Regions from separate parts of the Homo sapiens genome. Here regions 1 and 2 are each linked to region 3. Evidence: chromatin loops called from intact Hi-C (ENCODE). Cell type or tissue: heart left ventricle. All regions are shown on one strand. Links, peaks and the distances in the headings refer to the core of each region. The heading gives the core; the rest is flanking DNA. Region 1 holds the start of TCEAL1 (transcription elongation factor A like 1). Region 2 overlaps SLC25A53 (solute carrier family 25 member 53). Region 3 overlaps LINC02589 (long intergenic non-protein coding RNA 2589).

Evidence for each region. Hi-C counts contacts between places; a loop is a spot of excess contacts. Peaks named below come from ENCODE experiments on the same cell type or tissue, not always from the same donor. Only the 100,000 strongest peaks of a DNase experiment are listed, where the experiment ranks them.
Region 1: a loop joins it to region 3, with 4 times the contacts of the local background. A loop is called at or near these places in 43 of 110 quality-filtered maps.
Region 2: a loop joins it to region 3, with 4 times the contacts of the local background. A loop is called at or near these places in 9 of 110 quality-filtered maps.

The regions. Positions count from the first base shown.
Region 1 is chrX:103,624,203-103,634,534 of GRCh38, forward strand. It overlaps TCEAL1 (transcription elongation factor A like 1), which reads left to right and starts at 4,773. Exons shown (of 3, transcript NM_004780.3): 1 at 4,773-4,823; 2 at 5,292-5,371; 3 at 5,683-6,751. The coding sequence starts at 5,715. The coding sequence ends at 6,194. RefSeq lists enhancers at 4,398-4,467, 5,339-5,633, 5,538-5,587, 5,658-5,727. In heart left ventricle, for the core only: a CTCF peak has its summit at 5,939 (motif pointing left); DNase peaks (open chromatin) are centred at 4,689, 5,449 and 5,929; H3K4me3 peaks cover 2,096 bases; H3K27ac peaks cover 1,806 bases.
Region 2 is chrX:104,131,635-104,141,966 of GRCh38, forward strand. The region is part of intron 1 of SLC25A53 (solute carrier family 25 member 53); the gene reads right to left. Among named protein-coding and RNA genes, the nearest start is that of SLC25A53, 20 kb to the right of the region's middle. In heart left ventricle, for the core only: a CTCF peak has its summit at 4,979 (motif pointing left); no DNase peak of the experiment used is centred there; H3K4me3 peaks cover 805 bases; H3K27ac peaks cover 262 bases.
Region 3 is chrX:103,529,435-103,539,766 of GRCh38, forward strand. LINC02589 (long intergenic non-protein coding RNA 2589) reads right to left here. Exons shown (of 6, transcript NR_131237.1): 2 at 9,607-9,800; 3 at 8,702-8,794; 4 at 8,473-8,522; 5 at 1,676-1,750; 6 at 1,333-1,463. Among named protein-coding and RNA genes, the nearest start is that of RAB40A, 15 kb to the left of the region's middle. RefSeq lists an enhancer at 4,233-4,302. In heart left ventricle, for the core only: a CTCF peak has its summit at 4,180 (motif pointing right); a DNase peak (open chromatin) is centred at 4,197; H3K4me3 peaks cover 648 bases.

The DNA.
Region 1 (10,332 bases), core at 4,410-6,909, 96 kb after region 3:
AGGCCAAGGCTAAGCTGTGGCTCTGTTGCAGCCCAGCAGGGAAGGCCAAAATAGAATGAGTTATGTGCTCTGAGCTTGTCTGGATTCTGGGAAATGCAGCAGCAGCCACAGTCCGCAGGTGGTCCCCACTCAGGCCAAATCGTGTTCGTAAGCAAAGGCCCTCCCACCTCAGTATGGTGGGCAGTATGGAATCATTGCTTCCTAGAGCTAGAAGGGACCTCATTCATGGTTCTACCACAGCCCTCGCCCCCACCATTTAGGGAGAAAAATGATACAAATAGAGGCAAGGAGAGGGGTAGGAGGCTGCCACACCTCCAGAGCCTCCAGGGAGTGAATGACAGCATAAGTCTTGCCCAGACCCAAGCCTAGTACTGTCTCTCTTCAGCCCAGGTCTGGACCCACCTTCCCTGTCCCTGTGCATTTCCAACAGCCTGAGTTGCTACTTAGCCTTTCCTCAGAGCCCCTTCCTTGTTTCTCTGAGCATATACAGGGTGTGTGTGTGTGTGTGTGTGTGTGTGTGTGTGTGTGCGTGTGTGCGTGTGTGTGTTTGAGCCCCAGTTAGGATGAGGCCACAAGCAGAAACAGAAAAGAGGAGGCTCCTGTCATTGCTTTTCCTACTTGGGAATTTCCCCTGGGGCAGGGGTAGGGGAGGAGCCCATGAGAGTCACAGGCTGGACAGGGCCTGCTGCAGTCAACAGGTCCAGGTCTGAGAGCAGGTACTGCCATTAGTGCCATTAGGAAAGAATGCAGAGGCAGCAGCCACAGAGGGAACGTCTGGGCTGGAGAGGGCAGAACTCCTCAAGTCCAGGCAGACAGAGCCTGCAAAGTGAAACCAAGGGGACTCGCAAAGAAGGAGGGTTCTGTTCCTGCCACAGAAGTGCAGCCTCCCCAGCAACAGGAATCCCTGGAGGAGAAACCCACCCTGGGCTTTCTCAGATCCCCCAGAGAAAGGCCACACCACTTGGAGACTGTTGTCATGGCAGCAGCTGCCCAGTGCTGTGTGTAAATGTGGGTGGAGCCCACTGCCCAGGAGCAGTTTTACATAGTGGTTAAAGGTACAATCTCTCATGCCACACTGCCTATGTTTTGTTTTTTTTGTTTTCTTTTGTTTTCAGATGGAATCTCTTATTGGCCAGGCTGGAGTACAGTGGCACAATCACGGCTCACTGAAGCCTTGAGTTCCCAGGCCTCTAACCTCGGCCTCCCAAGGAACTGGACCACCTGGGACCGCAGGTGTGCACCACCATGCCTGGCTAATTTTTATCGTTTCTAGAGACAGGATCTCACTATGTTACCCAGGCTGGTCTTGAATTCCTGGGCTCAAGCTATTCTCCCATCATGGCCTCCCAAAGTGTTGGGATTACAGGCGTGAGCCACTGCACCTAGCCTTAGGTTTTAAATCCCATCTCAGCTACTTACTATCATCTGTGTTTCCATGGGAACAATTTGTCACCTCCCAGAGCTCAGTTGTCACACTTTTGAAATGGGTTTCAAAACAAACACTCATTAGTAATAATGGACCAAGCAATATACCCTCATAGGACCCTAAATCAAGGGTATCAAATCAAATCCATCAGAAGGACAGCCCCACCCCAACCCCAACCCTACACAAACAAGTAGCAGATCACACTTCTTTGTAACAAATGATTGTCATTTGGTAGCAGAATCACCTTTACCTTATTCCCTCTTGAGAGTCCTTTCTCTTAAGGGAACCCGAGATCAGCTACTGCTGGGCAGACTTAGAGCCCACATGGAGACTCGGTCTTCATTCCTCCTCTCCTGCTTCTATTTCCTCACACCTCCTTATCTGCCCTCCATATTTACTAAGTTCTCATCAAAGTTTAATTTATACCGGTGCAGGAGCTTTCAGGGACTATAGTGTCTTCTATTAGCAGCACTAGAAAGCAAGCAATCTGAGAAGCCACATGAGAGATGAGAGGAAGGGAACTAGCTCGGCAGGGCATACTCCTGGTTTCACATGCAATAAGGAAAAGAAATTTTTTTCACTTGGAGTCAGAACTCTCTGCTGAGATACCTATAGATCTTTCCCGAGTTTGCTGACTTTATCACCCTATTTAGTACTAGTGGCATGCTTTAAATTAATGATTTGCAGCTAATATACAGAATGATAGAATCTGGATTCAAAGATTGAGGGAGTGAATCTAATGAGACAAAATTTAACCCAGAAAAAATTAGAAGCTTCTATACTTGAGTTAAAACTAAAAAGATTTACAGAAGTGGATTAACAGCTTGAAGTATGAAATAAGGGAGGGGTCTAGTTGACTGCAACTTAAACTGGATTCAATTGTGTGATATGGCATTCACAAAATCTACTATAATTTTAGGATGCATCCATAGATGTATAGCACCTATTCTAAAATGAAGGAGGTGGTAAGATCACTCCATTCTGCACTAGGCAGTATATTCAGTGTTTTCAGAGACATTTACACATTCAGGAATGTGTAGAATAATGAATGACTTTGAAAAAATATGTCACATCAGAAATGGCTGAAATAACTGGGGAGGTTAAACCCCCCAAAAAAGTCTTGGTGAGAACATAATTCTTTAAGGATTATGTGAGATGGCATATTGAAAATACTTAGTGCAATGCCTGGCATAAAGTACACAATTAATCTTAATATTAAAAGGATGTTAATTAGTAGTATTGTTAGCACTGTGTCATACTATTATTATTACTATTATTATAGTTAATGCTTATAGAGTGCTTTCTATGTGCTAGGCTCTATTCCAGATCCTTTACATAGGTTGACTCATTGACTCAGTTATTCCTCTTACAATTCTATGAGGTAGGTACTATTATTGTCTCCAATGTTGTAGATGAGGAAGCTGAGTCACAGAAGATTGAGTAGATTGCCTAGTGTGTCTCACAGAATGGAAGGGGAAAGAACCAGAATAGAAGCTGTGGCAATTTTAAGCTGTCAAGGATGAAAGGTACTTTTATTATTTTATACCTGTTCTGTACCACTCCACAGGGCAGAGCCAGGACCAATGTGTGTAAACTACTGGGAGGCAGATTTTAACTCAACAGAAGCAAAAATCAATTAATTAATTAATTTTAAAACTCTGAATGATTAGAACTTTCTGAGATTTCAGTGAGATATCTTATAAGGCAGTGAGTTCTCCATCACAGGATTTAAGAAGAATAAGGATAGAAATGAATGAAATGGGACTTCTCTAGGAAAGAAACTATACAAATGAGAAACCAACCCTTGATGAAAAAATAAGAAGGCATAGTGAAACTTGGTTTTAAAGACACATCTCACAGAGAAATTGGAAAGTAAAACAGTTATAAAAAAGATATGAAGGTAAACTAATATTTGTCTAAATGCTATCTCAACACAAAGTTAATCAGATATCAGAGAAAAGCAACAAACAGTTCTTAAAAGGGGAAATTTCACATGAATTTCTGTTCAGAAACTTACTAAACAGCCTGGCTTTAAAACAAAATCCCAGGATCCTCACAGATCAGATGGTCATCTACCCTGAAAGTGTAAAACACAGAGGGAAGGGAAGTAGTATGCTCTGTAGGGGAAAGAGCATCTGCATAAGAAAGTAGCATCCAGGCTGATGTGAGTAGATGAGAGGCAGGCATAAGGTTAAAGATCATAAAATACTGTTAGATAAAAAAAAATACATATTGCAATGACAATTGAAAATGCTAGCATAATTGTAGTCCTGCTATTCAGTATGTGGTCAACAGAATTATTGCATAGTTTAATATGGAATGCCCTCCCTGCTGCATCTATCTTTTGGGGTCCAGCAGTCCCAGAACTCAAATATTTGTTGATTTAGTGAATTAATATAAACTTCCTCAACCAGAAGCACCAAGAGGTGGCTGGTTAAGGATTGAGAGTCCCAGTAAAATCTATTTATTCTATTATGAATAACTACTGAATAATTTATATATATGTACACATGTATATAAATATATTTTATAATCTATTCAGTGTGTATACATGCATATATATGCGTGTATATATATACACGCATATATATGTGTGTATATATATACACACATAGAGAGAATAATGCCAAGCTCTCCACCAAGGACTATCCCATTTCAGATAATAAGTGTTCTGGACTGTTTGTACTTAGATGGACAAATACGTATTTGATTTATGAAAATCAAAGTATTCATTCTTTTTAGATCTACAAACTTTACAAACTCAACTCTTTCTACAGGTCTCGAACTGAATGATTACCAATTTAGATCTGGGGGCTCAAAAAAACAAAATGTGATGTCAAGAAAAAGTGAAAGATTGTCTCCCATGAAAGTGACAAGAGATGAAACATGCTGAATGAGCCTAAATGGACATGATGGAGATACGGATGTGGATTAAAACTGAGAGTGTTGGGATATAAGGATATAATACTGATTTATGAAGGTGAACAGTCAAACGTCAGTGCAGGATCTGAACTGCAGGGGAAATAAGGGGCCTTGGTGGCTAAGGAAGGGAGGAGGGGAGAAAGAGGTGGTACTAGGGGAAGTAGCACAGAGGAAGAGGCAATACTACCCGAGACTAGATGCGGACCGTCTCTGGCAACCAGGAAAAGGCAAATACAAAGAGAGGTGAGTGACAATGCCTGGTGTGTCTCGGGTCAGAGAACACTAGCAGGCACTAGCAGGTGGCTGCGGCAGGGCCGCAGATCAAAGTGGTAACTGGGGATCTGAGTTCGGCAGTGACGCGCGTCCCTCACGTGACCAGGAGCCTCTATGTGCCCAAGTCCCTCTCGTCCCGGTCTTTTTTTTGCCTGTCCACCATCTCCCTATTACCCTTTGGTCGAGAGGGAAAGCAGAAGAAGTAAGTTCCCTCTACCCTCTTAAATCGGTGTGAGTGTCGGCGCTGCCTAGTAACCCGGGGAATGGGGTTGACAGAATCGGGATGGCGGAGTCCAGGCCTTTCCCTAAGCTCCAGCCCCGCCCCCCGCGCCCACATTTCTGTGCAAAATATGGTGGTCTTTGGGGCGGGGTGGGGAGGCGAGTACCTCCCCCGTCCCCCGGGAGGGGGGTACAGACATTTGGAAATAGTTTCTAAAAATGCTTCGCTTCCACTTCTCATCTGAAAAGAAATGGCAAGCTTTGCGGGGTGGGGAGGTGGGAGCACGGAGGACGAAGCTTGACGCAGGGGCTGAGACGAAAAGAGAACCCGAGAGCTAGGGGAGCGTGCAGGCAGTGGCTGGTGCCCAGAAAGTGGGGGGTGGGGGGTGTCAGTCAGTCCGTCCCTCCTCCCCACTCCCCGCCCCCTACCCTGTCTTGCGTCTGTGTGCAGGTCTGCTGGTCACAGCGGGGCACCTCGAGGAGAGGACGACTAGGAGCACACGGCCCGGAAAGGTCCAGGTCAGGGAAGGGGTACGCAGTGGGCCGGGACTGGGGCGCGAGGGTGGACGCCGAAAGGCATGGAGTCTGCAGGCCGCACTGTCCCGCCCCTGTCACTGCGGGCGAGGCCTGTAGCAAAGCCTGCTGGGAAAATGGTGGGCTTTCGGGAAGGAGGGGGCGACCGGGAAGCGGCGGAGTCGGGAGAGCCGGAGAGCCTCTGGGAAAGCGCAAGGTTGAGGACCTGGCCCCCGAATCAGGAAAAGGCAGGTATTGGAACCCACGGCCTGGGTGTTAGTCCAGCCGCTTAGTATTCTGACTCTATTCTGCCTTTCTTGTCTCCTAAGAATAACTGTGCTTGAAGAAGAAAATTCCCAACATGGACAAACCACGCAAAGAAAATGAAGAAGAGCCGCAGAGCGCGCCCAAGACCGATGAGGAGAGGCCTCCGGTGGAGCACTCTCCCGAAAAGCAGTCCCCCGAGGAGCAGTCTTCGGAGGAGCAGTCCTCGGAGGAGGAGTTCTTTCCTGAGGAGCTCTTGCCTGAGCTCCTGCCTGAGATGCTCCTCTCGGAGGAGCGCCCTCCGCAGGAGGGTCTTTCCAGGAAGGACCTGTTTGAGGGGCGCCCTCCCATGGAGCAGCCTCCTTGTGGAGTAGGAAAACATAAGCTTGAAGAAGGAAGCTTTAAAGAAAGGTTGGCTCGTTCTCGCCCGCAATTTAGAGGGGACATACATGGCAGAAATTTAAGCAATGAGGAGATGATACAGGCAGCAGATGAGCTAGAAGAGATGAAAAGAGTAAGAAACAAACTGATGATAATGCACTGGAAGGCAAAACGGAGCCGTCCTTATCCTATTTAATGTGTTCGGCCTTTAATTCTGTTTTGCCTGCTAATAGTATTGCCATTGCCACCTGGACTTTCTGTTTGCATTTTCTTAATGCCTTTTCCCATATTCTGAATTTTAACTTTTTGTGAGGCTTTATTTTAGATGTTTAGCATGTAACTCGCTTAAAGTTGAGGTTTCCCCCTAAAATCTACAAGTTTCCCTCTTTCAGTCATGAGCCCTACACATTTGCATGAAAGATGTACATTATATATTGTGAAACGAAAAAAGCAATTTTCAAATGGTATATATTGTATCCCATTTTTGTAAAAAAAATGTATATTTATATATTAATATGCAAAGAAAAAGCTAAAAGTATAGACTTCAAAGGCATAACAGTGGTTGTGTGGTAAGATAATAGGTGATTTTTTAAATTTTTGTTTTATCTGAATTTCTCATTTTTTCAGGACAAACGTTTTACTTGTGTTGCAAAAATATATAATGAAAAAATCACACAATTTTGAAGAAAACTGTCAATCAGCTTATAACGACAATGTGGCACTTAATAAATACTTGTCAGAACTTTAAAAAAAGTGAATCCTATGTTTTTTTCTGAATCTCTTAGGCACAAATATTAGCCAGATATGGATTATATTTAATAGTCATTTTGTTCTCATTTAAATAGGAATAATACTTGCTTTACAGTGCTACTGTGGGACCAGATGAGAAAAAGGTTGTGTGAGCTATGTTCGGGGTCTTTATTCCACCTGCACAGGCAGGACCCCAACCCCTATAGATTCCCTGCAGACATAGGGAAGGTACCCAAAGGAGATCTCACTTGTGCTCACAAACAATTCCGGTGAGATTCCAAGTGAGTGCCACATTCTATTCATGTCCTGCTGTACTCTCAGATACCTACCGTATCTGCTAGGCACAGCTGCTCCTTCTCCTGGGTCCTGATCCTTCCACTGGCTCTCATCCCTGCTGACGTGCTGGACTGCTTAAGGTACAAAGCCTCACTGATTGCTCTGGAGTCCCTGGTGGGCCCAAGCTGAATTGTGTCTCCTGCAGATATATGAATGCCCTTCTTCCAGCTTTAATATTGCACTTAGCTAGGAGGCTACCATCTCAATGCTGCTTAGACCTCAATGTCTTTAAAAAATGCTTAGTAAGGCCAGGCGCGGTGGCTCACGCCTGTAATCTAGCATTTTGGGAGGCCGAGGCAGGCAGATCACGAGGTCAGGAGATCGAGACCATCCTGGGGAACACGGTGAGACCCCATCCCTACTAAAAATACAAAAAAAAAATTAACCGGGTGTGGTGGCGGGCGCCTGTAGTCCCAGCCACTCGGGAGGCTGAGGCAGGAGAATGGCTTGAACCCGGGGGACAGAGCTTGCAGTGAGCCAAGATCGCGCCACTGCATTCCAGCCTGGGAGACAGCAAGACTCCGTCTCAAAAAAAAAAAAAATGCTTAGTAAAATAGTTCTTCCATTTTTTTTTTTTTTCCATTTAGGACCTTCCTTTTCTCCACTGGACTCAAACATGATTCCACCTTTTCTCCACCTGACTCAAACATGATTCCACTAGGTCCTGGGCTAGGAGACAAAATTATTGAGCCAGACACCATGCTGTGTACTCAGAATTGGAACTTCCCTCCCAAATATCCAAGGATAACTATCATTTTAATTGTCTAACTTGCCTTAAGATGAGTTCTCTCTCAGGGGCTTCTGGCAAGCTTGCCTTGCCAATTCAGCTGACTTGCTCAACTTGTATAAATTAAAGAGGAAGATAATGCTTAGGCTCAAACTAAGACATTCCCCCTTCTACACTGCTCCATATCAGCAAGACACATGCAAAACTACTTTCTACAACATTAAAGTACTATATATGTATATGTACATAAACATATATATTAGATATGATTTCTCTACTAAGCTACCTTTATAAATCCTAAGATTTTGTTTTATTGATTCTGTTAGTGCTAGAGATACAGAGTGGTTAATAATGATTAAAAATCATGACCCAGTCATGAATTCTGAGATTCTCTTTGATTGACTATATAAGCTTTACTGTGTTGACTTCTCTAGAGCTATGATTTGCAATTCCAAAAGGAACGTGGTGAAGGAGGGATTGTTAACTGAAATTCAACATTAAAATTATTTAAATATTTTATATATCAGTGTTTCCCTTATAAAAAATGCAGAAACCCGTTTTCTACGCCAGACCCAGTAAATCTGCTTTTTCATAAATTAGCACACTAAAAGTTGGACAGCCACTGGCATATATGGTATACTTCTGATTTTATTGAGAATAAACTATGATGTAAATGGAAGAAAATACAGATAATTGTGTCAGAATTAAAAGGGTGAAAGCCTCATCCAAGCATATTTTTAAGTAAGCAACTAAAGATAGTCATACAAATTTTATAACATAAAATTTAGATTTCTTACAGCAAAGCAAGACCTTACACAAAATTAAAACCTAAGAGACAACTTAATAGAAATGTATTTTCCATGACTGATGTTATATAATACCTTACATTCCATACTTTCAATATGAGTAAAATGCATCAGAAGTAAATTCAAAGTTCTCCTTTAGTAATGATCTCAAAAAAACGGTTGAGCCAGCCCTGTACCCTTGGCTTTCTTTTGTTTTTATATTTTTACCATACAATGCCATTTGGAGGAGGTCTTCATGTCTCCAGAACACTCTTCAAGGCCAATGACAGCCTGATGGGTGCTGGTAAAACTGGAATTCTGGCTGGAGTGAGATCAGGTTCCAGGCTCACTGGAATTAGTTTTATAAGAGAGGATAAATCCATCCCCCTAACGCTAAGAGTGGTGGTGCTTAGGCAGGAGGTGGAAGGGCTCACTCAGGCCACATTCCCCTCTGGGGTGGGTCTGACTTTTGTTTCTCTGCTCCAGCCTACAGCAGGCACAGGGCCCTCTTAGGCTAATGGCCAAGCTGCCCTGCACAGACACACCTGGAGGAGGAGAACTGACTGCCCTATTGCAGGTCAGAGCACTTTGCCTTTCCCTCCTTTTCCCTCTCTCTTTTAGGGAACATTTTGTAGGGGAGGAGATAAAGCCCCAAAGTGTCCTGACAGGAAACATTCATTGGGATAGTCTTTGAGCAAGCAGATGTCTGTACAGATCTGACCAGGTAACTTGGGGTTGAAGCAGAAGGGGCTGACCCGTCTCTCAGAGTCCAGTGAAGTAGCCCCCAAGAAGACTGGGGCAAACATAGAATTAAGACAGCACACAAAACCTCACCCATCCCTCTCCCACCCACCTTGCTCAGAGTCCCAGAAGGGCCTTGATGTGCCCTGGCCTGTTTGGTTGGTTCTGCAAAGACTTTAGCTCTGTGTCTGCCTGGTGCACTATATTTGATGTCTGAGTCAGCACAGACCCTGAACTAGAGGAGACCCCAGATAAAGGGAACTTGCAAAGACATGTGGTCCTACAACTCAGGAGAAAAGTGGTGTTGCCTCCTATCTGAAAACCCTCATGCACTGCAGGCCCAGCTCACGACTTGGGAGCCAGGACAGTCAAGCTGTGAATTGGTGTGAAGATGCTTTTTAAGGCATTGGTGGTGGAGGGTCAGCAGCATCCAGAGCCCCTGGGCCTCTGCTATGATTGAACGTGTTTCCCACAATTCATATGCTGGAAACTTAATCCTCAATGCAACAGGGGATGTGGGATATGGGGCTTAATGGGAGGTTTTTAGGTCATGAGGGCTGTACTCTCATGAATGGATTAATGCCATCATAAAAAGGGCTTGCAGGAGTGGGTTCTCTCCCATTCTTCTGCCTCATGAAAACACAGAGTTCCTCTTTCTTGCCTTCTGCCTTCCTGCGTGTAAGAATGCAATAGGAAGGCCCATCCCAGATGCCAGTGCCTTGATCTTGGACTTCCCAGCCTCCAAAACTGTAAGATAATAAGTTTCTATTCTTTATCAATTATCCTAGAGCTGGGCACGGTGGCTCATGCCTGTAATCCCAACACTTTAGGAGGCCAAGGCAGAAGGATCGCTTGAGCCCAGGAGTTCAATACCAGCCTAGGCAACATAGTGAGATGCCATCTCTACAAAAAATAGGAAAAAAAAAAGCTGGGCATGGTGGAGTGTGCCTGTAGTCCCACTCACTTGGGAGGCTGAAGTGGGAAGATTGCTTGAG
Region 2 (10,332 bases), core at 3,768-6,267, 600 kb after region 3:
TTGTCTTTTCTTCAGTCTCCTAAAGTGACTTATTTCTTAGGCTCTCCCCTTATCTACTGGGTTTTGCTATCAGTTCTCTTCTCACTCTGTATATGCTACCTAGTTATATCAACTACACCTATAGCCTCATCTATCACTTATCTACTGGTGATTCCTCAATATATATCGCCATCCCAGACTTCTCTCCAGTGATCCAGAATCTCATGTACTCACCTAGATGTCCAGCGGGTACTTCAAACAGCCAAAGCTTAATTCGTCTTCCTTACACGTGCTCTCTTCCTTGTGTTTTCTCTCCTGTATTTACCACCCGCCTAGATGCACAAGGCTGAAACTTGGACGTCATCCTTAACTCTACCATCTCTCCTATTATACTGAATACAATCTGTCACTGATCCCCGACCATTCAACTTGCTAAAAAGCTTGTCAATTTATCTATTCCTCTCCATCCTAAATACTAGGTCTCTGGCAGAGGACTAGATGGGGGTCTCAGTTCATCATTCTGATCTGTAAACCATATAGAAATTAACATTTACTATAATACACTCAAACACATTTTTTTGTAAAGCAGAGGTGATCCAGAGATATCAGGATAGGAGATATTTAATGAGTTAAACTCCACATGGGGAGAGGCACTCAAGTTGGTAGCAATGGCATGTTGCCTTTCGGTAACCTCTAGGGTGAGGTTACTTCAGTTCCTGGGAAGCCCCAACTGGGGGCTTACTGGCTAATCAAGCTCCTTATGCCCCTGAACATGCCGTCCTGAAACATCAATTGCATTTAGTGTGATTATAAAAACTGCCTTTATCAAGCCTCATCATCTGGATCTCACATCCAGATTGTGTATAATTTCTTAATACATTGCCAGCACATCGTGGCTACACACACCACAGGTTACATCACAGTGACCAGACAGATTCTGGCTTCTAGTAAATGACCAAATAGCTCCTATCAAATCCATCCTCCTTCAGATGTAACAACTATACACCCTGGACAAAATTTTTTTTTAATTACCTGCAAGTATTGACAAGCAACCCAAGGCAGGCAGAAACTGGAGGAGAATCTACATTTAAAAGAAGAGATCAGAACTAAATGAGATTCCCATTTTTAAGACTTTGAACCACAGGGTAGGCCCCAATCAATTCCCTGATGGGTGAACCTTACTGACTTGAAGACAAGAGGACAGAGTTCAGAGTTTCCACAGCAGCTGAAAACTGTGGGGATAAAATCTTGGAATGGAGAGAGCCAGATAGGCAGAGCCCTGAATTCTGTGTATAAACTCTACCAAATCACTGGCTGACCTCTGAATTATGCATTCATGGGACAGTCTCCAAACAGTCTGTATAAGGCTAAAAGAACTGACTAGAGACTTCAGTTGCTGCCTGCCATGAGGGAGACAGAGCATGGAATTTGAGTTTAGTCAAGTTAAATGCTGCTGAAACAAAAATGTCAATACTTTTCAGAGGGATATAATGGAATCCAGATTCTCTAGAACATGTCCTCTGCAATAGCCAGGAGACAAGTCAAAATGACTGAACATTGTTTTGAGAAAAGTCAAAATGATTGAACACGTTTCCTATGGGAAACAGAAAAATGTAACCTATACCAAAGAAAAAAGGCAATCAATGAAGACTGACCCTGAGATGACTGACATGTTAGAATTAGCAGACAGGAATTTTTAACCAGCTATTATAATGATTCCCAAGGACACAGAGGAAAATATGCTCATAATGAATAGTTACCAGCTGTACTGCAACCATGTAAAGATGAGCACCCTATAGAGGTGGGTGGCTGGTTCACAGTCTAGAAGGTAGAAGAGACTGGGAGTGGCAAGCCTGGCCAGGACCTACAGCACCCACCGACACTGTCTTAGTTCAGATTCTTATTGTTTTTCATGTAGACCATTAAAACAGTCTCAAAAATTGCCTCCCTGCTTCTGGTTACTATTTACTATGACCCCCAGCACACACAGAAACCCTAAACACATCTGCATTGATTCCAGAATTACCTATTTGAACACAGATTTAATTAGGACTTTACTGATTCCAAGTAATAGAAACACCATTTGGGCCACAGAGTCAATTTACCCGAAGTTTCACATAATCATAAGTAGATGAGCCTCAAGGACAAGTACAATCAGAGACTCGAACATGAACAGGAATCTTTCAATTGCTCCTCCTGTAAGTTCACTTCATTCTCTGAAACAAGTTTCCTCCCCGTGGCTGTAAAAAGGGCCACCAGCAGCTTCTGGCCACACATCTCCTAGCTGTGCCACAAAACCAAGAGGCAATATTTTCCCTCAATTAAATTTTTAAAAATTGAAGAAAAACATTCTGATTGTCCTGACCTAGACCACATGCCACACCTCAACCAATCGAATCAACTGTGGCCAGGGAGACAGGTACTATGATTGGAAGCTCTCATGAGCACTGAATGGCTAGACAGGAGAGGAGCAGCACACCAGAGTCACAGAGGGGTTCATTTCCAAGGCAAAGGAAGGATTCTGGGAAAAGAAACTGTCAAATGATAAAGGTCTAACAGGTTTCCTGTGGTTGCCACTTCAATGTGTGGCAATATCATCCTCCACGCAAATGTCAGTGTCCTGGGATTTCTCTTACAGCAGAGACTTCTGTTGTTCCCCAACATCTGTTCTCCCCTTCCCCCTACCCAGTATTTTACTGCTTGAAACATAAATGCAATGACCAGAGGACAAGTGTCACACGGTGGAGACGATAGGACAGAAAGTCCATAAGTTATTTTGGATGGCTAATAACTCACAGCTGAACCTGATGCTAACTGACAACCCCCTCACTCCCCACATCTAATCAAGGCAAAACAACACTGAAGTTAAGAGTGTGGGTTAGAGCCAAACCACCTGAGTTTGAATCTAGGCTCTGCCACTTACTAGTTCTGTTCAGCATATTACTTTATCTCTCTGTTCCTGTTTCCTTAGGCATAAAATGATGTTAATGTACCTCATAGGTGGGTTGTGAGAATTAAGATCATTCACGTAAGCACTTAGAACAGTGCTCAATGAGTGTTAACTACCATTTTCAAGGCGTCTCAATTTTACCTACTAAAGATCTTGGAAGACTGTGCCTTCTTTCACAGCCCAAAAGCCACTTTCCATCACTTCAATGAGTCACTGCCTCCTCCACAGCGTCCTCCACATTGCCTCAGCCTGACCTTTCTGAAACACCTTGATCTGACCATGTTACTCCTATTGGAAACCCTTCAATGATTCTTCCTTTCCTACAAAATAAAGCCTTAACTCCTTAGCCTGGTGACCAAGGTTCCTTGCATAAGAGCCCGAATGGACTTTCTGGGCTCATCTCCTGCCACTCCTCCATGATGCCCCAAAGCCCAGCCACACTGAATTACTCTCTACCTTCAACTTCCTACCTGCCTCTAAAGTACTAACCACTCCCGTGTTCCCTCCCTCCTGAACTCTTTCCTCCCTTGGCTGCTGTGGCACCACACCCTCCTGGTTTGCTTCCAATCTCCCTGGCTATTCTTTTTCCATCTTTCTCATGGGTTTCTCATTCTTCAGCCCATCTGTGTCAAGGTTCCCAGGTTCCATCCTTAGCCCACTTCCTGTTTCACTGCATGTCCTGCCCCTGAGTGATGGCATCCCCTGGCAAGCTTCTAAGCTCCACCGACAGCTTCATGATCCCCAGATTTTCACTCCTAACCTCTTTCCTGAGTTTTGGTTTCACACATCCTGATATATCACACCCCCTGAATAGACACCTCAACCTCAGCATGTCCAAAACCGAACTCGTGTTTCCCACCCCAAACCCACTTCCCCTCTTTACTCTGAACCTGTTGCTGGCACCACCATCACCCAAGCCTGGAATTCTTCGATCTCCACATCTAAGAAACGACCAAATCCTAATTCATGTCCTCAATAACTCTCCAACCTGTCTTCTCTCCATACTCACTGCCATTGCCCTCGTTCTGGCCTAAATCCCCTCTAGCACAGACTCTGCCACAGTCACCTCCCTGCCTGCCTCCACTCACTGCTCCAATCCAATGGGCAACCTGTTACCCACCTCCAGCGAAAAACTCATCATGTCACTGCCCTGCTTGAAACTCTTCACTAGTTCCCACTGCTCAATCAGACACAATTATTCTGTGCCTCACAGTAGTTAAATATCTACTATGTACTGGAGCCTATGCTAAGTATGAGGAATGCTTGAAATGGCTGCTGCCTTTTAAGGAATTTACCATCTATCTGAGAAGACAGACATATAAATAACCACTAATAACATGATGCAATAAGTCCTGTGATAGACACACCCACAGAGTATTACAGGAGCACAAGACTTAGGGGTAGGAACCACATCTTCCTAATCTTTGTATCTCCAATATCTGATACCAACTTTGATTAACTAGAGAATTTTATTTGAATACTGAAAAGATGCCCTTCTCTGAGCCTCAGCTTCCCACTATATAAAATGGCTCACAACTCACATATCAAAATATATAATTATGTATTTATGTTACATATAACACACACATTATATATGTATACAATATGCATACACATTATATATGTATATAATATGCATACATATTATATATGTATATATGTCTGACATAGTGCCGGAAGTCTCAAAAGATGTCAGTTTTGCTTCTCCCCTCACCCCTTTAACTCCATCATGGGAGGCATAGCAGAGGAAACGGCAGGTCAGTGATGTAAGAATTAGAAGCCCAACAACTGAAGAACTGGAAACAGCATCATTTCTGTCCTCTGTCTGGTAATGACAGAATGGCTGGAGCACTAGGCAGCTCCAAAACAGCCTTGGGCAGGAACGGCAGTGCTCCAAGACCATCAGAACAAAGGGAAAGAAATCACAGCTTGAACTTTCGTGGACAGGAGAAAAAATCTGACGTGGACAGGAACATGGACTCCTGGCTGGAAGAGGGCTGCTCCTTTCCTCCGCTACTTGAATCCTTCTGCAATATCGCCACCTGGTGGCTATCTAGCATCCCTTTACTTAATTCCCCAGTGCAGTTTGCTCTGACAGCCCACTGCACTGTGAAAATTCTAGAAGGGAACAGCCTCGCTCAGTGAACTGTTTCGGAACTGCTCAAAGTTAATCATATCCTTCTCCATGTCCTGCAAAGTGTCTTGTACTCAAGCTCTATTATAGCACCTCTCATTGTATTATAAATGTTTACCTGTACGCATTCATTCATGCACCCAACAAATTTGTAAGTGTCGTACCTAGAACAGACAGGCAGAGGAGAAACAATGATGAACAAAACCAGTTGACCATGTAAAGAATTAAACATGTACACAGAGAATTAAAATAGCCATATTTCCAACCACTATAAAATAATTATTATAATATTTAATATTTGTTGAGCACTGAATACTGTATCTGTATTATCCCATTTAATGCTCACAACTCAGTGAGGTAGATAATATGATTATCCTCGTGTTACAGATGAAGCAAAAGAGGAACAGAAAGGTTGGGTAAATTGTCCATAGTCACACAGCCAGGAAATGCTAGAGCTCAGATTCAAGCCTGCCCTGGGTCCAGAACTCATGCAATAGTTAAAAACAAGCAAACAAACAAACAAACTACTGTAACCCCCGCCTCAATGCATGTTTGATGATTCAATAAATAAAAACCTTGTACCTCCCAAATTCAAGGAGATAAAAGTTCAGGTAGTAGAATCTCCTAGTAGGAGGTTTAGCTGATCAGGAACTTGACTCCATCCCTCTGAATCTCACCTAACCCCTGGAGATACGCTCTGCTTGATCCCTGCCTCTACTGTAGCCCTGCACCCCCCAAGCCCCAAAGTGAGTGCTCCTCCTTTCATGTGTGAACAAACATAAACCTGAAAAAGCCAATCCTTCAAGATGGATCTTGAGCAGCTCACTGGGCCTAAATGTAAAATAAAGCCAACGAGCCATTTGCCGACTAGGGGTCACACACATACTCTGAGTTCCCTGAAAACCTGCACTCTTTTATCTTTCAGACTTTCAGTGCTTCCCTGAACCAACCAATCAGAGCTCATCTTCCTCAGCCAATCAGAGCTCAGCTGTGTTGACCAATCAGGGCTATGCTATATGGACCAACCAGAACTCAGCTGCATTGACCAATCAGAACTAACCATGCTTCAATCCTTCGTTATAAATGTACTTTTGTTTTACACTGGAGGCTGTGACTCCTGGGTTTGCAACTGTTCACTGGAAGTCTCTTTCTTCCAGTCTCCTTTTCAGAGACCTTTTGTTCACAGATGTTCTGTCTCAAATATAGACCAAAAAAAACAAAACACTCCATATGATTCTTCCTAACATGATGGAGACAAGTTGGCATTTTCAAGATGCTACCAAATTCTAAAAGTGAACAGAACAGAAATAAATTTCAGAACGCATTCAAAAAGTTTCTATTTTGACCACACTCACACGGTTTTTAGGCTTTGTGCATTTGATATTTGGATTTATGGCTAGACTCAGAGATTTAACATGTGGCTGCCCACCAGCCAGCATAGTGGTTCACGCCTGTAATCCCAGCACTTTGGGAGGCTGAGGCAGGAAGATTGCTTGAGGCCAGGAGTTTGAGACCAGCCTGAGTAACAGGGAGACGGCGTCTCTACAAAAAAAAAACAAAATTTAGCCAGGCATGGTGACGTGCCCGTACTTCCAGTTACTGGGGAGGCTGAGATGTTAGGATCACTTAAGCCCAGGAGGCAGAGGTTGTGAAAAAGGAAAAGTTCTCTCGTACCCCTTGCAGGGTGTGCAATGGGGGGTGTAGCTCACTTCTTCAGTGCCCCACTGCTCAAACCTCTATGGGAGCATACAGATGGGCTGGGAGCCCCACGGCAGTGTCTAGGGGTGAATGTTTACAGCTGAAGCCCCAGTGGGCGTGTGTTACAGGGTGTTCTTTTAGTTTAGCTGCCTGTAGGCAGCTTGTGTTAGCTCAATTCGACCCCTGCCTTATTGCAAGGACAGAGAGCTTTCTGTATCCTGGAGTTCTTGCCTTGGTGTACTGGAGGAATCAGATCACACGTGGGCTTGGAGAATGAGTTCAAGATTTTATTAAGTGGAAGTAGCTCTCAGTAGACGGGGGAACCAGAAGGGAGATGGTTTTCCTCTGGAGTCAGGCTGCTTGCGGCCCAGGTTTTTTCTGACTGCCCTAGCCAAACTCCGTGTCGTTCTGCCGCTCAATGGCCTGCCGGCGTGCTGGTAACTGTCGATGCGTTCCTCTCCACATCCAGCCACCTGTGTGTTCCTCCACTGATGTGCTCCTCTCAATGCCCAGCCACATGTGTGTCTGCCTGCTAGCGTCTCGGGGTTTTTATAGGCACAGGATGGTGGTATGGCAGGCCAGGGTGGTCTTGGGAAATGCAACATTTGGGCAGGAAAACAAAAATGCCTGTCCTCACCCAGGTCCATGGGCATAGGCCCGGGGGTAGAGGCCTAGCCAGGGACCACACTCTTCCCTCCTTCCATATCATTTAAAGGGATCATGCTCTTCCCTTCCCAGTACTTCCCTTTCCCCTTCCCTATCAGTTGCAGTGAGCTGAAATGGTACCACTGCACTCCAGCCTGGCTGACAGAGTAAGACCCTGTCTCAAAAATAAAAATTGGCTAGGCGCAGTGGCTCACGCCTGTAATCCCAGCACTCTGGGAGACTGAGCCCAGTGAATCACTTGAGGCCAGGAGTTCAACACCAGCCTGTCCAACATGGTGAAACCCTGTCTCTACTAAAACTACAAAATTAGCTGGGCGTGGTGGCACATGCCTGTAATCCCAGCTACTTGCGAGGCTGAGGTAGGAGAATTGCTAGAACCTGGGAGGTGGAGGTTGCAGTGAGCCAAGATTGCACCACTGCACTCCAGCCTAGACAACAGAGTGAGAAACTCCATCTCAAAAAAATAAAGATAGGCTGGGTGCAGTGGCTCATGCCTGTAATCCCAGCACTTTGAGAGGCCAAGGCGGGCAGATCACAAGGTCAAGAGATCGAGACCATCCTGGCCAACATGGCAAAACCCCATCTCTACTAAAAATACAAAAATTAGCTGGGTGTGGTGGTGTGTGCCTGTACTCCCAGCTACTAGGGAGACTGAGGCAGGAGAACTGCTTGAACCCAGGAGGCGGAGGTTGCAGTGAGCCGAGATTGTGCCACTGCACTCCAGCCTGGCGACAGAGCAAGACTCTGTCTCAATAAATAAATAAATACATAAATAAACAGATAAATAAAATAAAAATAAATAAAATAAAATGTGGCTTTTAGTAAACACTCTATGCAAGACATTGTGCTTTGCACTATTGATGCATTCTCTCATTTAAACTTCTCACCAAACCTGTGAAGCAGGTAGATATTCCCATTTTACAAATATAATAGGACCAAAGAGATAAAGTAAGTTTCCCAGGGTCACACAGCCAATAAGCAGAAGATCTGGCATTTGAACTTAAGTTGTCTGACATCAGGTCTTGAATTTTTTATGACTATGATATACAGCCTCCCCTCCTTATTTATTTATTTATTTTGAGACAGAGTCTCACTCTGTTCCCCAGGCTGGAGTGTAGTAGTGGGATCAAGGCTCAGTGCCACCTGGACCTCCCAAGCTCAAGAAGCAATCTTCCCACCTCAGCCTCCCAAGCAGCTGGGACTACAGGCATGTGCCACCACACCCTGATAATTTTTGTCTTTTTTGTAGAGACAGGATTCCGTGTGTGTGTGTGTGTGTGTGTGTGTGTATCACAGCATAGTTTCTGGCTTTCTCCCAGGGATAAGCCTGGCTTTTATTCTTGCATTGGTTCAGTGAGGGGATTTAATTACATATAATCTCCATGGCTTGTGTTAAATTGAACTACTTCTTACCACCTATTTTCTTCAACTAATCACCTCTTGCTCACTCTGTAGAACTAGGTTAAAACTCATAGCTCCTGCAAGAAGCCTTCCCTGGTCTCTCCAATTACCCCCTTTAACATTGGTCTCTCCCAAATTCATTCTAAAGGAGAGGTCCAAGTCTAACAAATTTTCTGGGGAATACCATAAACAGTAGAGGAAATTGGAAGTCCATCTCTGGGGAAAAAAATGAGCTCAAACGTATCTCCAGATGTTTTCATATGTCTATGAGCACAGAAACAGTCTGGCAGGGACAAAAATGACATGGTCTCACTGGCTGCCCATAGTTCTCACCCACTGGCCTGCTTGTGAACACAGCCCAGCCTCCACCCAGGACAGTCTTTTAGAGTCCTGAAGAGACAGGAGAAGGCCACCTTAAGCATTTTTTTTGGTCAGTCCAAATCCTGCCCACCGCTAAGAAGTTCTGACCCAAATATACACATATATCAAAATTATTATTTCATACGGAGATCTGATTATGCCCCAGGCAAAACAGAAACTTATGAGTAGGCATTTTCAGAATGGCAGAGTAAGAACCTCCAAAAAATCTGCTCCTCAAATCAGCAAAGAGAATATTGGCAAAAATTGTTAAAATCAAGTTTTTCAATATTCTGGAAATTACCCAAAAGCTTGCAGCGATCTAAGGAGCATTTATTCAAGAAAACAACTGAATCTTAGCAAGAACACTGATCTTTGTGGCCTTTTAACTTGCCCTATTCACATCCCCCTCTCTTTTGCTCAGTGATAGCCTTGAAAACCAGAAGCCTCGCAATCGCAGTAAGCTGTGAAATCCAGCTGCTGGGACAACTGGATATGCGCCTGGAAAACAAAGCTGGGCTCCTACTTTACACCACATGCCAAACTTACCTGAAAACAAAACAAAGGCATAGGAAAGAAAAATGTAAAACTCCTAGAAAACACAGGTGTAAATCTTCAAAACCTTAGACATTCACATGAATTTTTACAATAAAACAAGTGACTCAGACATTTTGTACCTTGGCCCATAACCATGTGGTCAGTTGGTAGCCATACTCAACATTTATAACCAATATCTCTGAATGCTCACTGATTAAACAATTCCAACAGTACAAGGACTTCTACTACTCTTTTTTTCCAGATAGAGTCTCACTCTGTCACCCAGGCTGGAGTGATCATAGCTCACTGCAGTCTCCACCGCCTCAGCTCAAGCGATCCTCCCACCTCAGCCTCCCGAGTAGCTGGGACCACAGGCATGCACCACCACGCCTGGCTAATTTTTGAATTTTCTGTAGAGACAGGGTTTCACCATGTTGCCCAGGCTGGTCTCCAACTACTGGGCTCAAGCGACCCACCTGCCTTGGCCTCCCAAATTGCTGGGATTACAGGTGTGAGCCACCACACCCAGTCCTAGGACTTCCATTCTTACCTACAGATAGAATAGGTTACCCAGCAAAAACTATTGATGTATATAAAATCTAAAATGTGG
Region 3 (10,332 bases), core at 2,700-5,199:
GCACTGCAGAGAGTCTCTGGCACGGGTGCAAGAATGGTCATGGCAGCATGGCCAAAATATCAAAACAGCCCCAAAGTCACCTTATTAGAGACATCTCAGAAACAATATTTTTAGAAGAAAAAATTTCAATAAGTGTTTGCTACGGTTTGGATGTTTGTCTCCTCCAAACCTCATGTTGAAATTTGGTCCCCAGTGTTGGAGGTGGAGCCTAACAGGAAGTGTTTGGGTCATGGGGGTAGATCCTTCATGAAAGTCTTGGTGCCAACCTTGCTGTGATGAGTGAGTGCTTGCTCTATTAGTTCCCACAAGAGCTTGTTGTTGAAAAGAGCCCAGCACCTCCCATCTCTTTCCCCTCTCCTGCCATATGATCTCTGCACAAGCCAGCTCCCCTTGGCCTTCCGTCGTGAGTGGTAGCTTCCTGAGAACCTCATCAGAAGCAGATGCCTAATCTTGAACTTTCCAACCATCAAAATTGTTAGCCACATAACAATTTTATTATGTTTTGTTTTGTTTTTTTTCTTTATAAGTTATGCAGCCTCAGATATTCCTTTTTAACAATACTAAACGGACTAAGATAGTAGTATAAAAATATATAGTTTATTCCATTTACCCATCAGGAGAGCAGTGTGAAGAAAATATGGTGAGTCCCATCTCACAGATTATCAAGCTCTGGCTCACAGAGACTAAGATCCTCTACAGATAAGTGGCAGAATGGCAATGAGGTTCCATCTCTTGCCCCCCACCCCCAGCAGCTTCCCATTTGGAAGATGATAATTTTACACTTCCCCAGTATTGTGCCCTAAGGGTACTCACTCAACAGCCCTTCACGTTGAAGAAAAGGACGGTGGAGATGAAATCCTGCCCTTTGGGCCATGAGGCATAGCTGTGGGATCATATGGATTACCAGGTTTCTGAGGTTAACTGTGGGGTGAAATAAAGAAACATGTGGAACAAGAAAGAACAGCGAAGAGAACAGAAAACAGCAGGCCCTCCAGGGATCACCTCTACCTCTCTCTGTCTTTGCTCCTTTCCCCACCCCATTTGTCCCCTGCTCTTTGTGACAGTATGGGATGTAACAGGAATCCAAGGTACTCTGAGAGACGACCGAAAGATGGGAAGACCCAGACCATGAGAAGGGTGAATCAGGCAGCACAAGTCTTGGAGCCTGTGCCCTGGGTGTTGGCTCACCCACCAGGCACTCCATCTCTACCTGCTTCTGTGTGCCTCACCATTACTCTACCACACAGCAATGAAGCTCCCACATAACAGAAATATGCACTTTCTAAGGGAGGCTAGCAGGAGAAGTGACTTACCCCTCAGTCAAGAATGTCCCAGAGTTACTGGTTTGGGTTTGGTGCCAGGATGCAGAGAGATCTCCAGTATCTCTTGCTCCAGTGTCCTGTCCAGCAGACATAGTATAAGGTTTTCATCAAGCCCCTCAGGAGCGCAAAGGAAACATATTTCTGTCATATACAACAGGGTGGGGGGAAAATAGGAGGTAGGAAAAACTATGAAACAGTAAGAAATGGGGTGAGTGATGACTTCATCCCTGTACCCCAAACTCCACTCATGGGGTCCATGACTCAGTTGGATGGAGATGGTAGAACCGCTTTCTTCCCTTCCCCCAGGCCCAGCAGGGTGCTCATTCCACCACATAGAAATGACAGTGACTCACAGTGAAATTAGAAACATGTGTTTTCCTTCTTCTCTCCATATGCTCTCTCGATACAGGAAAAATAGTTACTGTACACTGGAGAAACATGACAAACACCATCCTTAACCAAATGATGAAGGTTAACATCACCAGTGACATCATGCAGGCATCGTATACTCCCAGATATGATGCGACAAGAAGGGCACCGGAACTAGTGGTATTCCTTCTCAAAATCTGTAACCACAGTCAAATCACAAGAGAAGCAACAGACTGAGCCTGTACTCCTCAAGACTGTCAGGGTTATGAAAGTCGTCTGGCAGTTCCTCAGATGAATAAACAGAGATTTACCATATGACCCAGAAATCCCAATCCTAGGTACATAGCCAAGAAAAATGAAAACCTATGTCTACATAAAAACTCGTACATAAACGTATATAACATCATCACTCATAACAGGCAAAAAGCAGAAATCATCTAAATGACCATCAATAGACAGATGGATAAACAAAATGTGGTATATCCTTAGAATAGAATATTATTCAGCCTTTAAAAAATGAATGAATTCTGCTACATGCTACAATACACATGAACCCTAAAAACATCATGCTAAGTGAAAGATGCAAAAGACCAAATACGGCATGATTCCATTTATATGAATGTCCAGGATGAACAAATCCACAGACACACAAAGCATAACTGTGGTTCCAAGAGCTGAGGATAGGTGCAGGTTTAACTGCATTGAAGCACAATGGGAGTTTTGGGGACAATTGAAATTTCTGAAACTCAATTATGGTGATGGTTGTACAACTCTATACATTTAATAAAAATCACCAACCTTAAAATGAATGGGTTCCATTGTCTATAAATAATATTGCAAGAAATTTGTTTAAAAAATATTGGCCAAGGCTTCTATTGTACCACAGGAATGACCAAAATTTTTCATAAAAAGGCCTTGATGCACATGTCTTATATAAACACGAATGTACATAAAGCTGTAGCTGTATCCCAGCCCTGACTCTACGTCCTGTGTTCCTCCAATGACCTTTCCCCCACCCCACATGCTACCTGAAGTCTAATTCAGGTCTGATCATTTTCATGTCTTCCAAATGTTGGGATGGCTTGAGAGTGGGACCACAACAGGGTCCCGGGCCTTCCCTCTGTGACAGGATGCCAGCATTATTACTTTCCTCACCCCTCTCCAAACTTTTTCACATTGTTCCACTTTGGGGAGCCTAAATGGCACAACATTCTGGGTGTCAGCATGACAATACTTATCAAAAGGTTACATAGGTGCATACACTAAGCACCAACAATTTCCTTTTTAAAAGTTTAACTTCAGGATGTAGTGAAGGATGTTGATAAGGGTCTGGTTATAAGGACTGCCATCCTAACAATACCCTCTCTTCACTGCTAGACCTGAATTTAGAAAGGGAGACCAAACAGGATGCAAAACCATGAAGAGGCAGAAGGAAGCAGAGGCAAGTGTGGTTGTCAGCACACACACACTTGCACACATTCACACACACTCCCCCACATTCATGCGCTAATTGGGTTCTATTATCACAATACTAGAATTTTTCTAAGACAGTTTGCTGTGTTCCAAGAGGACACATTCAGCTCAGTGCAAACAGCCACAGGAACTGTGCCCTTCAGCAGAGCACAGACCTTGAAAAGATGCCAGTGTAGATTAAAGGAAATATCAGGACACTCTGAATAACATAGGGTTGTGAAAATTGATTATGTCACATCCATAGGATGGAATTCTAGGAGGCAGTAAAAATAAGTTATAATGAAAACAATGATGAGAGATGATTTCTTGCCTAACCAGTTATCAATAATCAACATTATTTCCAGTGTGTGAGCAGACACTTTCATACCATATTAGTAGGAATATATATGAGTAATAATGTTATCATGTATTGTGTTAATATAAAACTTTATAGATTTCATAATAAAAGAGCATTTTGACAATCTCATAAAGAAATTCTTACAAATACATTTGCATATATGTGAGCAAGGATGTTATGTTTGCTACTGTTTATAATAAAACATGGTAAAGGAACTACATTTTTATCTCAAAGTGAAATAAATGTGGTACCATCCATAAGATGAAACATCCAGTTGATGGCAAAAATAAAAACTAAAATTATGTTGTAAAGTAATTTAAAATGTTATGGTAGACATGTATTTTCATGGAAAAATTGTCATAATAAAGTCAAAGGCAGGTTACAAAGATCATAAGTAGCCAGGATCCATTTTTGCTCATATCCATCTACAGCTATTTTTGCAGAGGACTCAAAGCATACAAATAAAAATAATATTTTTCTTGCTCCCACATAAAGCCTTCTCCTCAGCATAGTGAGAGGCTGCACTTTGTTTGGAGGCCATAAATATTCTTTTAGCCTGGAATTGCTCCATTTTCCATCCAGACTTCCAGAAAACTCCATAGAGTGGGCTTGGGCCAAACTGCTCCTTCCCACCTTCCTGCTCAGACGTAAAAGCTGCAGTTCAGGCTTCTGTCACGAGGGGGCACCAACGTACCTTCATAATCAAACCTCTACAAAGACGTTTACGCAATGAGCGAAAAAATAAAATACCCTCCACTAAAACCCAGTCTATGAACCTATGGACAGAATGATTCTAATTCTTCCAGAAAAAAATTGATAGGTGTAAAAGAACACTGCAAAAACATGTACTCCATGGCGTCTATACAATGAAACACCACGTACGAGGAGCGAGCCTTGGCAGTCCTTAGCAGGCTGGTGTAGCGCAAACCAGGGCAGCGGGAGGTGAGTGGAAGAGAATGGGGGCACTGGAATGGGGTCTGGACGGCTGTGTCCATAGCGTCCCGGAGAGGGCATGCCTGAGAGGAGGTCTGGGAAGCCTGTTCAGGTGTGGGGTAATGGAGAGTGAACAACCTACACCCTGGGAGGGACCACTCTACAGTATGGACACCTCAAACTGCACTAACAAAGGAAGAAATAAATCAATGAATGAGATGTGGATTTAGGGTCAACAGCAAATGGACCTGCTTTAATATACATGTGAATTTTCCAAAGAAAACTTACAGTAAACAAACAATTCCAAGACATTTGCCACTCTTTGAAAAATGTACTCTTTTTCATTAGAAAAAGGAAAATAATAATGGAGTTAGATATCACGTCGGGCCAGAGTCAGGATTGCAGCTCTGAGAGTTTCAGACTAGGGGGTTCATCAACTGGGAGGGACAGATGGAGGTTAGGAGCTTGGCTGAAAACTTCAGTATCAGCCAAAGTTTTCTGGAATTATTCACCTAATGGTAGCAATCTCCCTGTATCTTTCATTTTCCTGTATATCTAAAAGCAAGATTAGTTCTAGACCACCAACCTCTAAATTGAAGGTAAAACTGTACCTGTCAGTGTGTATTTGGAGTAATTTAGCTGGAGGAGACACAGATACAAACACACACACATGTAGAAACACAGTCAATTCGATTTTTATCTATTTTGTTTCACTATAAAATCGAATACATTGAATGTTTTCACAAATTAGTGAATACATGTATACAATTCTTTTGTCAGTCTCTTCATAAGGATTTTTTGTGTTCAAGTTTTTATCAAAATACTCTTCTCCTTAATATAAAGTTTCAAAAAATATGCAAAATTATACTCAAAAATAGGAATTTTATCCTGCATCTCTCACAGACCTGACTCCTGCCCCCTGACCCCAAAAGGTCTGCTGTCCCTAGGATGGCACATACTCTCCAGACGTGTCCCTGTGAGATGCACATAAACGCGTTCACCACCCCCCCCCACACACACACATTGTCTTCTCCAAAAGTGCAATCACAGTTCTCATCTTGTCATTTCCACTTATTATAATTTATCAGGATTTTAAAATATTTGCATCTTATTAGTTCTTGTGGTTTTTGCATATTTAATATGTTTATTGTCCATGTATATACTTATTTGAATTTTCTGTTGAAATCATTGCCAATTGTTTTGTTAATGAGTATGTTTCACAAATCACAGACACCAACCCAACATCTGAGACGTAGTTTGAAAATGTTTTCTCCCCTGTTTTAATACAATGGTTACTGGGTTTTTATCTTTCACTTGGAAAATGTTTTAAATTTCCATAATGGGACTTAATAATTATACATGTCATAATTGAAAAACAAAAAACATTCCAAAACACCTGGGGAGCACGTACTGTCAGCCTGGAGGGAGATTAGAGCATTCAGAAACCTGGAGGCATCAAGAGAAAATGATAAATCTTTAGAGTATTCCAGAGTTAGCTGCTGGTCAGGAGATAACAAAGTTTCTCCTGGATTGCAAAAACTCCCCTAAAGGCAGCACCCTGATCTGAATAATGGTCATAATAATGGGTACCTTGGATAGCAGTTAAGATTAAAGGAGGCTAGTTAAGGTGGTTCATGCCTGTAATCCCAGTGCTTTGGGATACCATGGAGGGAGGATCTCTTGAGGCCAGGAATTCAAGACAAGCCTGGGCAACATAGCAAGACCTTGTCTCTACCAAAAAAAGAAAAAAAAAAAGATTAAAGCAGATAAAATATAAAGTGCATTGGCTTACAGTAGTTCAGTGCATGTTACTTTCCTTCCCTCCAGCTCTCCTCTCCCAAGGCCAACACCTGAGCTTCTGCCTGAGCCCACTCGCCACCTCAGGGATCAGCCAACTCATGTGGCCCTACACCCAGGTCTCTTGGTACAAAGGACAAGATTTCATCTCCTCTGTCATCTTCATCACCCAGAGGGGTTGTGGAGTGGAGGACCCGTGGGGCCACAATAGCAGGGGAGTGGAATTTGGCCATTTTTCAAGCCCTGGAAGCCCATCTTCTAGAAGGGAAGCTGCCCAGGGTCCTCTAGGGAGGGCGAAGGATGGAACCTCATTCCAATCCTGCCACTTACCTGGGGAGATGACTTAGACTCTGTGAGCCTGAGTTAGTCATCTGTGAAATGGGACTGACCATACCATCCTTACAGAGCTGTCCTGAGGGGTTAATGAGAAAACCTGTGGAGAATATATAGCATGGAGTGGGACTTCAATGGCCCTTTAAATGCTGAGACACAGAAGTGGGGGCTGGCTGAGCCTCAGGGCTAAGGCAGGCATTGTAAAAAGTTATTTTTCATTGTTTCTCTCCTAATGAGAACACAGACATCCATATAAGGAAAGCAAATCTCTCTCTGATATGCCTTGAGTTCAAAGTTTTAGAGACAGAATGTTCTCTACATTCTTGGGTGTTTTCTAATCTCATAAAAGCTGTTCAGCATCATGCCTCTGAGCAGACCCAAATCCACTTCCCCATACTCAGAAGGAAAAAAAAATGATAGGGGTAAAAAACAAGACTGTAAAAACATATGCTCCAGGAAATCCATGCCATGAAACACCAGGTAGCTCTAGTGCATCTTGGCAGTCACCAGTCGTCATTGGTCAGTGCAGGGCAGGCAGGAGGTGGCTGAGAGTGGATGGGTCACTGATATAGGACCTGGGCAGCTTGTTCATAGTGTCCAGGAGAGAAGATGACTGAGAGGGGTTGGGAGAAGGCCTGGGAAGCCTGTACAGGGGTGCAGTAATGAAGAATGCAACACCCTGCTCTCTGGGAGGAACCTATCCACTTTATGGACACCTCAACCTACACCGTGGAGGGAAGAGATAAATTAATGAATATGATGTAGATTTGGGGTCAACAGCAAATGGACCTGCTTTAATATGTGAATTTTCCAAATAGAACTGGTGTCAGAGTAAACAAATCACTTCATAACATTTGTTACTCTTAGCAAAATGTACTCCCTTTTCATTAATAAAAGAACAAAAGACATGGAGATAGCTGTGATGCCTCCTGGTAGCCAAAGACAGGATTGCAGCATTGAGAGTCAGACCAGAGGCTCAGCAGGGAAGGGAGAGGGATTGAGGTTGGAAGTTAGCTTCACTATATCAGCCAGAGGTTTTTTTGAATTATTGATCTAATGATAGCAGTCTCCTTGTATTCATCATGTTCTAGGATATATAAAACTCAGATTGGTTGCAGCTCCCATCTGAATTAAAGATAATGCTACATCTGTGAGTGTGTATATGGGGTGACAGAGCTAGAGGACACACACACACACACAGATTCAATTAAATTTTTTATTTCTTTCATAATATAACACAATGAATTCTTTTTCAAATTAATGAAAATATGTGCATATTATCTTTGACAATCAGTTCAAAACTATCTTGTGTTCAAATTTTTATCAAAATATTTGTATTCCCAAATACTGAATTTTAAACAATATATGAGTACATTCATAAATTGAAATTAATCTGCACTCTCACTGGTCCAACTCCCACCCTTTGATTCCAAGGGGTCTACTGTCCCTAGGATGGTGCATACTCTCCAGATGTGCTCCTGTGAGGTGCACATGAACACATTCACACACACACGCGCACACACAAACACACACATATTGTCTGTTCCAAATGTGCAATCACGTCCTCATCTTTTGTATCTTGTTGTTTCCAATTATTATAAATTCTCAGGATTTTAAAATATTTGCATCTCATTAGTTCTTGTGGTTTCTGTGTTTTCTAATATTTATTGTTCACATATATACTTATTTGAATTATCTGTTGAAATTGTTGCCAATCATTTTGTTACTATGTTTCACAAATCACAGACACCAACCCAATATCTGAGATGTAGTTTGAAAATGTTTTCTCCCTTAATACAATTGTTACTGGTTTTTTATTTTTCATTTGGAAAGCATTTTAAATTTCCATAATGAGACTTAAAAAATTATACATGTCATAATTTAAAAAGAAAAAACTTTGGAAAATACCTGGGGAGCCCGTACTGTCAGCCAGGAGGGAGATTAGAGCATTCAGAGACCTGGAGGCATCAAGAGAAAATGATAAAACTTTAGAGTATTCCAGAGTTAGCAGCTGGTCAGGAGATAAAGTTTTCTCCTCGATTCACAAAAACTCCCCTAAAGGCAGCACCCTCATCTGAATAATGGGTACCTTGGATAGCAATTAAGATTCAAGGAGGCCAGGTGAGGTGGTACATGCCTGTAATCCCAGCACTTTGGAAGGCTGATGTGGGAGGATCACTTGAGGTCAGGAATTCAAGACAAGCCTGGGCAACATAGTGAGACACTGTTTCTACCAAAACAGACAAAAACAAAAAGATTAAAGGAGATGAAATATAGAGTGCATTTGCTTTCAGTAGTTCAGTGCATGTTACTTTCCTTCTCTCCTGCTCACCCGTCCCAAGGCCAACACCTGAGCTTCTGACTGAGCCCACTCACCACTTCAGGGATCAGCCAATTCATGCGGCCTAACAACCAGGTCTCTCAGCACAAGGGGCAGGATATCATCTCTCTGTCTTCTTCCTCACCCAGAGGGGCTGTGGAGTGAGGATGCATGAGGCCATAATAGCAGGGCAATGGAATCTGACCGTTTCTCAATCCCTGGATGCCCATCTTTTAAAAGGGAGGCTGCTCAGGGTCCTCTAGGGAGGGTGAGAGATGGAACCTCATTCCAGTCCTGCCACTTTAGGTGGTTTAGACTCTGTGAGTCTGAGCCTGATTATCTGTGAAATTGGACTGACCATACCATCCTTACAGAGCTGTCCTGAGGGGTTAATGAGAAAACCTCTTGAGAGTATATAGCAAGGAGTGGGACTTCAATGGCCCTTTAAATGCTGAGACACAGAAATGGGGGCTGGCTAAGCCTCAAGGCTAAGGCAGGCATTGTGAAAAGTTATTTTTCATTGTTTCTCTCCTAATGAGAACACAGACATCCATATAAGGAAGGCAAATCTCTCTCTGATATGCCTTGAGTTCAAAGTTTTAGAAACAGAATGTTCTCTACATTCTTGGGTGCTTCATAATCTCATAAAAGCTGGCCAACATCAGGCCTTTCAGCAGACCCAGTTCCCAATGCTGGGAACATGGGCATGTTTTTGAACTCACCTGGTGAGCTCAGATATCAATCACAGCAGAGAAGCAAGGTGTGGTATTTGCCTAAGGGCTGCTCCTGACTGCTCAGTATATGAATATATTTGCAGAAAAAAATGTGGCCCCATCCACAGTCATCAGTATAGGGGTCCTCAGATCATGCATTATCCAGCCACAGCACGCCAGAATTTCAGCTGCCTGCTGCCTCCCTGAGAGGTAAAAGTCCAAGAGTTATGAGCATTTCTTTCACACAGTTTTCCCACTTTTAATTACTAATAACTAAATCTGCATTGCACTCAAAGCCCATAGTATTCCAATGGAGGTGTCTCATTAACTCCATAATGAGATGGTAGTAGGGAAATAAATACGTGGGCAACTTCAAGGTTACATCTGAGATTAGAGAGCTCCTTTACATTAGTTTTTGAATGTACTTAAGTTTAAAGGAATTGAAGATTTTAAAATATCCCTCCTTAACCCCTTATTACCCATTCAGCAATAGGATATTTAATTCATTCTCTCTCTGTCTCTCCCTACCCCTCCTTCAAATTCAAGGTACCAAAAACAGTTCTCTACAGTCTCTGTTAACATCGTTCACTTTATTGACTCCTTATCCCCCTACCATGGCTTCTGTTCCTTGATTGCAACGAACAGGCTCTCCAAGATCACAAACCACCTTTTGTCACTAAGTCCAGTGTTTGCATAAATGTGTAACTATATTAAAATACTTAGTATTACTTTTAA